2 separate regions of the Homo sapiens genome follow, and region 1 is linked to region 2. The links are chromatin loops, found by intact Hi-C in ENCODE. Cell type or tissue: ascending aorta. All regions are shown on one strand. Links, peaks and the distances in the headings refer to the core of each region. The heading gives the core; the rest is flanking DNA.

Evidence for each region. Hi-C counts contacts between places; a loop is a spot of excess contacts. Peaks named below come from ENCODE experiments on the same cell type or tissue, not always from the same donor. Only the 100,000 strongest peaks of a DNase experiment are listed, where the experiment ranks them.
Region 1: it touches region 2 in a loop (1.9-fold over the local background); 2 of 110 quality-filtered maps call a loop at or near these places.

The regions. Positions count from the first base shown.
Region 1 is chr20:47,122,636-47,127,032 of GRCh38, forward strand. The region is part of intron 9 of EYA2 (EYA transcriptional coactivator and phosphatase 2); the gene reads left to right. Among named protein-coding and RNA genes, the nearest start is that of MIR3616, 42 kb to the right of the region's middle. RefSeq lists an enhancer at 3,089-3,602. In ascending aorta, for the core only: no CTCF peak of the experiment used is centred there; DNase peaks (open chromatin) are centred at 1,966 and 3,609; H3K27ac peaks cover 2,032 bases.
Region 2 is chr20:46,903,504-46,907,900 of GRCh38, forward strand. The region is part of intron 1 of EYA2 (EYA transcriptional coactivator and phosphatase 2); the gene reads left to right. Among named protein-coding and RNA genes, the nearest start is that of EYA2-AS1, 4.0 kb to the left of the region's middle. In ascending aorta, for the core only: no CTCF peak of the experiment used is centred there; DNase peaks (open chromatin) are centred at 1,946 and 2,148; H3K27ac peaks cover 1,408 bases.

The DNA.
Region 1 (4,397 bases), core at 257-4,256, 220 kb after region 2:
GGGACTTTCAATATCTGAGAGCAAGGAGACAGCATTGCAAAGTGGTCAAGAGCAGAGGTCAGCAAACTACATCCATCCTATGGGCCAAATCTGCTCCCTCCCCACTCCCCCAGCTTGTTTTTTTAAATAAAGTTTTATTGTAACAGTCACACCCATTCGTTTACATCTTGTCTATGTCTGCTTTTGTGCTACCGCAGCAGAGTTGAATAGTTATGATGGAAACCATATGGGCCACAGAGCCTAAAATATATGCTTTCCAAACCTTTATAGAAAAAGTTCACCACCCCTGGTCTCAAGAGCCAGACTACTCAGATCCAAAGACAGCTCCACTTCCTAGCCATGTGACCTCAGACAAGTCACTTTGCCTTCCTGTGCCTCAGTTTTCACCTCTGTAGCATGGATGTAATAACAATAATACTCACCTTATAGGGTCACTGGGGGAGGATTACATGAGTTAATACATGTCGAGTGTTTGGAGCTGTACCTCCTATGTAGTAAAGAGTTTTTGTAGATAAGCAAATGACACTTTTTTTTTTAATTGACAGATAATAATTGTACACATTCATGGGGTACATGGTGATGTTTCGATGCATATAAAGTATAATGATCAGATCAGGGTAATTAACATATCCACCATCGCAAACATTTCTCATTTCTTTGTGTTGGGAATGTTTAATATCCTCCTTCTAGCTATTTGAAACTATATATTATTATTAAAATATTGTCATGAGTGGGGCAAGGTCAGATATAACCAGGTCCACGCACGTTTATGTCTTTCCACAAGGTCAGGCTTTCACTGATGCTATTTCAGTTATGAAAGCCACTAGCTAGAGGAAGACAAGAGAATGACCTGTCTGGAGTTCCCAAGGAGGCAATTCTCCTTAATATTACCCTTTCACTTGGTAGTCAGGGCCATGAGCACAAAAGGCTGAAACCACTCCACAAGTCAGTCAATATTGCAAACCATACATAATAGTATACTTAATTGATATATAAATGTTATAGATTAGAATTTCATGCCAAACAGCAACATTAGGCATCAAGAATAAAGGGGATATGAAAAGGGACTAACGGGCTGGGTACGGTGGCTCACGCCTGTAATCCCAGCACTTTGGGAGGCCGAGGCAGGCAGATCACTTGAGGTCAAGAGTTCAAGACCAGCCTGGCCAACATGGTGAAACCCCCGTCTCTACTAAAAATACAAAAATTAGACAGACCTGGTGGCACACACCTGTAATCCCAGCTACTTGGGAGACTGAGGCAGGAGAATCACTTGAACCCAAGAGGCAGAGGTTGCAGTGTGCCAAGTGCACTCCAGCCTGGGTGACAGAGTGAGATTCCATCTCAAAAAAAAAAAAAGGTGGGGGAGTGGGGGGCCTAATGAACCAGTCCAAGGAGAGTGACATGTAGAAGGAGAGAGTCCTGATCCGGGCACTTGCCAGTATCTTCCAAGAGTCCTTTATTTGGGCAGAGCCTTCAGCTTCAAATTCTGGGTGCTGATGACAAGTGACAGTGAGACAGAATGTGTTAAGATGTCAAGCTGGTGAGGTCCTGCTCATTTTATGACCCTTGAGTCCTCTGGTGAGGACTGGTGGTAAAGGGTTACACCCTTATCTGGTTGGGTGTTGTCTCTATTGATTAGGTAGACATCTGGACTCTTGTTGACTTGATGACTTTTAAAATGTAAGATGGAGTCTTTTTCTAAGATGGAGTCACTTATGTCAAGGGTGTGCTATACATATAGTATCTTTTAAAGAGCTGCATCTTTAGAAGCACATTGCTGGTTATGTAAGATGTTCTATCTGAGGAAGTGTGCTGAAGTGTGACGACTACTAATAATAAGCAGAAAGCACGTGGTGTTGATGGGGATGTTGTCAATGCTGATGGCAGCAGCGGGCACTTGCTGGGCATCAAACCCTGTTCTGAGTCCTTGGAATGACTTTCCATAAACAAACCCATCTCCCATGTCACCACATGCCCCTCAGCCCTGGGCAGTGACTCCTGTTAGGGTGATCATCTCATCCAGGTTTGTCTGTGACTTTCCCACTTGTAGCACTGGAAGTCCCAAGACCCAGGAAACCCCTCAATCCCAGGCAAATCAGGAGAGTTGGTCACTCTACTCCATATCCACAATCCATTTTATCTATTTATTTGTTATTTTTGCCTTTAAATTTATATCCTAGAAAAATACTTTAAAAGCTGCTAGACATGTCCAGCTGAAAGAACATTCTTCAAAGATTAAAAAAAAAAAAATTCTAAGAGGCTGAATAGTTGCACAAAACCCCAAAAGAGGAACCGGTTTCAACATCTTTCTTTGTTCTCTTAAATTTGACCATGATTTCATCATTTGTCATGAGTTTGACTCTTGTGATTCAGCGATGATGGAATGTATCCTACAGTCTTTTGGTTAAGTTTTTTTTTTTTTTTTTTTTTTTTGAGACAGAGTCTTGCTCTGTTGCCCAGGCTGGAGTGCAGTGGCACTATCTCGGCTCACTGCAAGCTCCACCTCCTGGGTTCACGCCATTCTCCTGCCTTAGCCTCCCGAGTAGCTGGGACTACAGGCACCTGCCACTATGCCCGGCTAATTTTTTTTGTATTTTTAGTAGAGATGGGGTTTCACTGTATTAGCCAGGATGGTCTTGATCTCCTGACCTCGTGATCCGCCCGCCTCGGCCTCCCAAAGTGCTGGGATTACAGGTGTGAGCCACCTGCCTGGCCAGTTAAGTTCTTGTTAGTACAGATAGACCCATTATCTTTTCTATTTTTGGTGTTCTCCCACAAAACTGTCGAAGAAGCCAAGTTTTTTTTTAACTTTACTGTTTAAACATGTGAATCAACTTATTTTTTCTTTATCAGCATCATTTTCTTGTCTTCCTCTAAAAAAAATTTTTTTAAACAAGCTGATCTGCCTTCCAAAAGTTTCCAAGTAATTAAACCCAATTAAAACCATTAAATTCTTTCTTTTAATGACAACTTTATTATTAAAAGCTAACCACAAGGAGGAGATTTAACTGGCAAAGCTCTCTGTTGTGTGTTAATCCATTCCTGACCTCTGGCTGACACTTCCAAGAGATAAACCCCACAGAATAGGGAGCTGGTTTAATGAACAGCTTTAATTAATACTTTTCTTCCTTGTGGCAGAGTAATTATTTGTTCAACTTGTAAACAGCTCCTTGGCGGTGATTTTTTAAAGACCCAGTTGGCTTGGATAGTGTGATGGTTTTGATGTGTTTTGTGTGTTTGTGTGTGTTTTTTTTTCTTTAAAAGAGAGAGGGGAGGAGATCTCCATTCCAGGATTGGTGCTGAAGCACATGTGTCCTGAAGTTCAGGACGTCAGGGTAATTGACACAGAAGAAAAGTGAGGCGAAGGCAGGCAGCAAGCTGCCTGTATTTTTGAGACATCTCCAGAGAGGGCAGGTCTGCAGACGGGCAGGTCTGCACTTTGCAGCAACAGTCTGCAAGCCCAGACAAGGCCCCCAAGGAGACACAAGCCCAGCCCAAATGCAGTCTGAGTGTTAAGAAAGGAAAGGGCCTGGGATTGCAAAGCGCGAGGCCAAACGCCTCCCCCGACCTTCCCTTCGCGTGGCACCTGAGAAAGGGGCAGCCCAGTGCAAATGCTAGGTGTGACCAACCAGGCCCCGGAGAAGCGATTCTGTGAACAAGGATGACTAGCCCGCTAGTAGTGCTTGCCGCAAGCCGCCCATGCATCCCAAGTGCTTTCCACCCATCACCTCCCTAACCTGTCTCAGGGAGGTAGATGCCGTGGGTTTTCGTGAGGTTAAGTGGCCTGTCCCAAGTCACGTACCTTCTAGCAATAAGGGCAGAGCGCAGATTGCAGCCAGCTGTCTGGCTGCAGGAGTCAGTCCTAACTACTGGGCAGAGCTGCCCCTTGAGACAAGAAAGTGGCACCTCCCACTCAGCTGGCGGGGAGAGACTTAGGTTTGTTTTTTTTCATTTAGTTCATCTCTTAGTTAGAAAGCTGGTTTCATTAACAAGTTAGAAAGTTAGTTTCATTGCCCACTCTGTAATTCCAAAGTTAATTTACTAACACTAAGGACCAAGCTTTTTCATTATTTTAAAAATCATTTAGAGGAGTGATTCTCAACTAGGGGTGATCTTGTCCCTCAGAGGACATTTGGTGACGTCTGGAGACATTTTTGACTGTCACAACTGGGTAGGCGTGCTACTGAATTTAGTGGGTAGAGGCCACGGATGCTGCTCAAATTCCTACAACCCACAGGATGGAACTACAACGTGGAATTATCTGGCTCAAAATGCCAACAGTGCCAAAGCGGAAAAACCCTGATTTGTAGAATCCTCAAATGTTTCATTCTTATATAATTACTCAGACTTTTCATTCTTGTAGAATGCTCAAATGCTCACTCTAGAAGCAATTT
Region 2 (4,397 bases), core at 201-4,200:
TGACTTTCAGCCTCGAGATTAAGAGCTTGAGTCCAGGAGCCAGGCTGCTCAGGTTACACTTCCCCTCAGTGTTAACCTACTCCTGCGTTTAACTTGGGGGTAAGTTACCAGACTTTTCGGTGCCTCAGTTTCTTCGTCTGTAAAGCAGGGTGAATAATAATGCACCTTCCTCAGAAAGCTATCGTGGAGATTGAGTTAATAAACATGAAGTGTTTGGAACTACGGCTGGCAAGTGGTATGAATTATATCAGTGTCAGCTACAGTTATTATTATTATTTATGAATTTGACCTGAAGCAAATTACTTAGACTCTTTGGGATGATAATAATAATAGTAACAACAATAATAAAATAACTTTTCATAGTGCCATTGTGAGAATATAAATGAGGCGATACATGGAAAACACTTAGCTTTGCTACACTGCCTGCCTCCATTCAATGTTCAATGAGCTAGCTATTGAGATTATGGGGAACAGTGCACTGGATCAGTGCGGTGTCTATAAGCTATTGATCAGTTGAGTCATTTTAGGTATCGAGAGAATGTTGGGCAGTGGTCGATAGCACAGGCCCTGGACTCAGACAGATCTGGCCTGAGCCTGAGTCAGTCCATCACTCACGGACTGCCATCTCCAGCAGGGGTCTGACCCTCTCAACGTCCCAGACATCGGAGACAGCAGTTAACTGTTCCTGGGGTGGTTGGGAGGCTTAAAAGAGTGGCTGGCACACCGAGCACAGAGCAGGGTGTTTGGCACATAGTAAGCACTCAATAAATGGTAGCTTGTATTATTACCACCCCCATTTCTTGCTGTACCCCCACCCCCAAGAAAGCACTGAACATTAGTAAATTTTAATTTGAAAATAAAAGAACACATTTTAAAACTGCCAAACAGATTTAAAATAATATTCATTACACAAAATTAAAATATTCTATTAAAGCCAGACTTTGGGCTCAGACCAAATTTTTATAACCCAAGCTTAAAGGCCAGGGAGTCCCCCAGCCACAATGGGGACATTGTGATTGAACTTGAGACTTCAACGCTGCTATTGAGCAGTCTTTGAAATGCATGTTTCCCCTAAAATAAAAGGGAAGTAATGGGAAGGAAAAAAATGAGGTTCTTGCTCCCCTCAACAAGCCTTAATGAATTGGAAAAGAAAAACAAAATATTTCTCATTTTTCTCCTGCTACTCGATCCTGCCAAAGACGCACGGCCCCTCCCAACCCTGGCTTTGAATGGTGCCCACTCAGAACCTTCCAGATCTGATATGCTATATGAGCAAACCTAATCTAAGTTGTAACATTGTAGTCTTCACCAGGTTTTACAGATGGCGGATTGTATCACTGGGAATCCAGAATGGGGAGCCCAAATTCCTAGGTTCAAGTCCTAGTTCTGCCTCAGTTTCCCTATTCACAAAATAGAGACAGTCCTCCTACTGCATAAAGTGGTGGTGGGAGTCTGAACGGTTAGCTCTCCCCATGGATGTTTTAATCTTCTGCTGTTACCTAATGAATGAAACTTGCCCTGAGTTCTGGGACTTTGAAAAATTAAAGTATACAGGTATGCCTCTGAGAGTTATAAATTAAAAAAAAGTCTATTCAGGGAGGAGAATGGAGGAGGGAAGAAGGAGACATAAAAATGGCTCACAGGAGTTATTATGTGACAGACACTTTCACAAAGCTCATTTAATCCTCTCAAAAAAAAAAAATACATGATATACATGTGTCCATTTAACAAACATGGAAACTGAGACTTGGACAGATCGAGTGACTGCCCAGCGGCATTCCATTCCAGGTCTGTGTGACCCAAAGCATGGGCCTGTTGTACCACATGACCCACAGCCCTCCTGGAACAAGGTCACAAACAATCATGGTGGACTGGAGAGACTCCCCTGACCAACCAGTTATTTATGATCTATTCTTACATTTCAATAGCATCCTTCATCCTCAATGAGCCTGAGTTGCTGTGGCCTTTTACCCCACATTCCATTGAGAACCAGTAGATTTTTTCTTGAACAGCACATGGAAAAAGTAACGTAAGTGGGTTGCAAAATCCTTTTCTGGATGAAATCCTTCAAGAATCCCTGCCATTTCTTGCCAACCGGAATGAAGTGACTTCCTCCTCAGACCAGGCCAGGCCCTTGGCTATGGTGTGGGACCATGAGACAGAGTTGTCTGAGGCTGGGCAGCTCCTGGAGAGGGTATGGGGTCCCCTCTATCACCAACCTGCTGTGTGTCTTCGGGCAGATCACAAGAGCCCTCTGAGCCCCAATCTCCTCATCAGCCCATGGAGCAGACACCTTCTATATAGGATTTGTTATACGACTTAAATAAAATGACAGTGGAATACTTAGGGTACTGTGGAATTGGACCCATTCCCAGGAGTACTCAAAGAAAGGGGAGAAAATGAAAGTTACTTGCCCCAGGCACATTCCTTACTGTTCTTCAGGTAGCTACCGTTTGGGGACTTTAGACATTCTGGAAGAATCTGTTAGTCTCTGAAGGGCAGACTTCTTTTTAATGATGTGGGCACCCTTTCCACATTAACTTGAAATGTACATGGACATTTTTTTTCTTTAGAGTTCTGTCTCTATCTTATTATGCATTTGGAAAAGATATAAAAAGCATTTGAAACAAATGGTTTTACAATTTTTTACTGCTTAAGACAAAAATGATTTAAAAACCAAGTCCATCAAGTAATTGATAGCAAAAGTGGCACACAGCCATGGCAGAGTTCATGAGGGAAGTTTCAGAAACACGAATCTGATGATGTGAAGCTTTCCCTGTGATCTATTCATTTAAAATAAAACATTTTAGTTTTAAAACTCATCCCCGCAGGCTGCGTACGACAAATTCCACCCAAATACCCAGAACCTTTTACTAACCAGAATTGCAATGCTGTGCTGCTTTCAGGGGAATAAAATGAAACAAATGCAGTCTCTCGGGGACATTGGTAAAGTCATCTCAGAGTACATCAGTGTCCGGGCACATCTAGTCTGTGTCTTGTATCTTTGAAAGAAGAATAACTAACCTTTGGATGACTGTAATGTTGATAAAAAATAATCTCTGAGGGCTAACTTTATGCCGGGATATGTTCCGAAAGATTATAGGCATTAACTCATTTATTCCTTGCAATAATTCTACGATGAAAGTACTGTTACTATTCCCAGTTTAAGTGAGAAAAGTAAGACACAGAGAGGTCAAGTGACTTGTTCAAGGTCACCCAGCAAGTGCAGGGGTAGAGCCAGGCTTTGTATGTGGGAGTATGGTTCTAGAGTTTGTCTTCATAACCCCTGACTTCCCTGATTCTTTAACCACCATAAAAAATTAAACTCTTTGACCCTCACTTACTTGCACAATGAATTAATTAAGGACAGGCATGAGAAGGGGCTGAAAGCGATGTTAAATCTCAGTTATAATTTTTCAGTTTCTTACAAGGATGTATTTGCGTATTCCATTATCTTTAGGGTACAGTACACTACAGAAGCCAGTCTCTCCACGTTCAAATCCACTGTCTACCACTTACTAGCCTTGGGCTTCCTTCACCTCTCTCAGCCTCAGTTTCCCCATTGATGACATGAAAATAACGGACTCTGCATAACAAATGCATTGAAGACCACGAGACACACACAGTGATTGTTAAAAGCTATTGATTACCTGTGGAAGAAAAATTAAGTCTAGAAATCATATCTTCCTACAGGGCACAAATGCAGTTTGGTATAGTTTGGAGTGAAAAAGAAGGGAAAACCGCCTGAGCTGTGAGGTTCAAGCTGGAAAATAGCTCAGGTTTTTCCAGATGCCTTAAGACTGAGCCAAAGAGACCGGCTTTCCATGTCTCCACATGAGAAGTTACCGAGCTAAGTCCTCAACAGGCAGCCTACAAGCCATTGATGTTAGAATCTGTCCAGGTGAGGAAGCAGCAGCCTGTGGGAGGGTCTTGCCCATGGCCACATGGCCAGTCTGTGGCAGAGTGGGGACTCCCCACCCTCTTTCAAGACGAGTGAGGGATCTTGGGTAGCATGGGTCAGAGGTGGAGAGGAACACATAAAAACAAGCGTGAGGCCAGGCGCAGTGGCTCACACCCGTAACCCCAGCGCTTTGGGAAGCCAAGGCAGGCGGATTGCGTGAAGTCAGAAGTTCGAGACCAGCCTGGCCAACATGGTGAAATCCCATGTCTACTAAAAATAAAACAATTAGCCAGGTATGGTGGCCCGCATCTGTAGTCCCAGCTACTGGAGAGGCTGAGGCAGGAGAGTTGCTTGAGCCCAGGAGGTGGAGGTTGCAGTGAGCCGAGATGGTGCCACTGCCAGCCTGGGTGACAGAGGGAGACTCCATCTGAAAACAAACAAACAAACAAACAAACAAACAAAGTGTGCCTGGAGCGACTGTCTATGCAAACTCTGA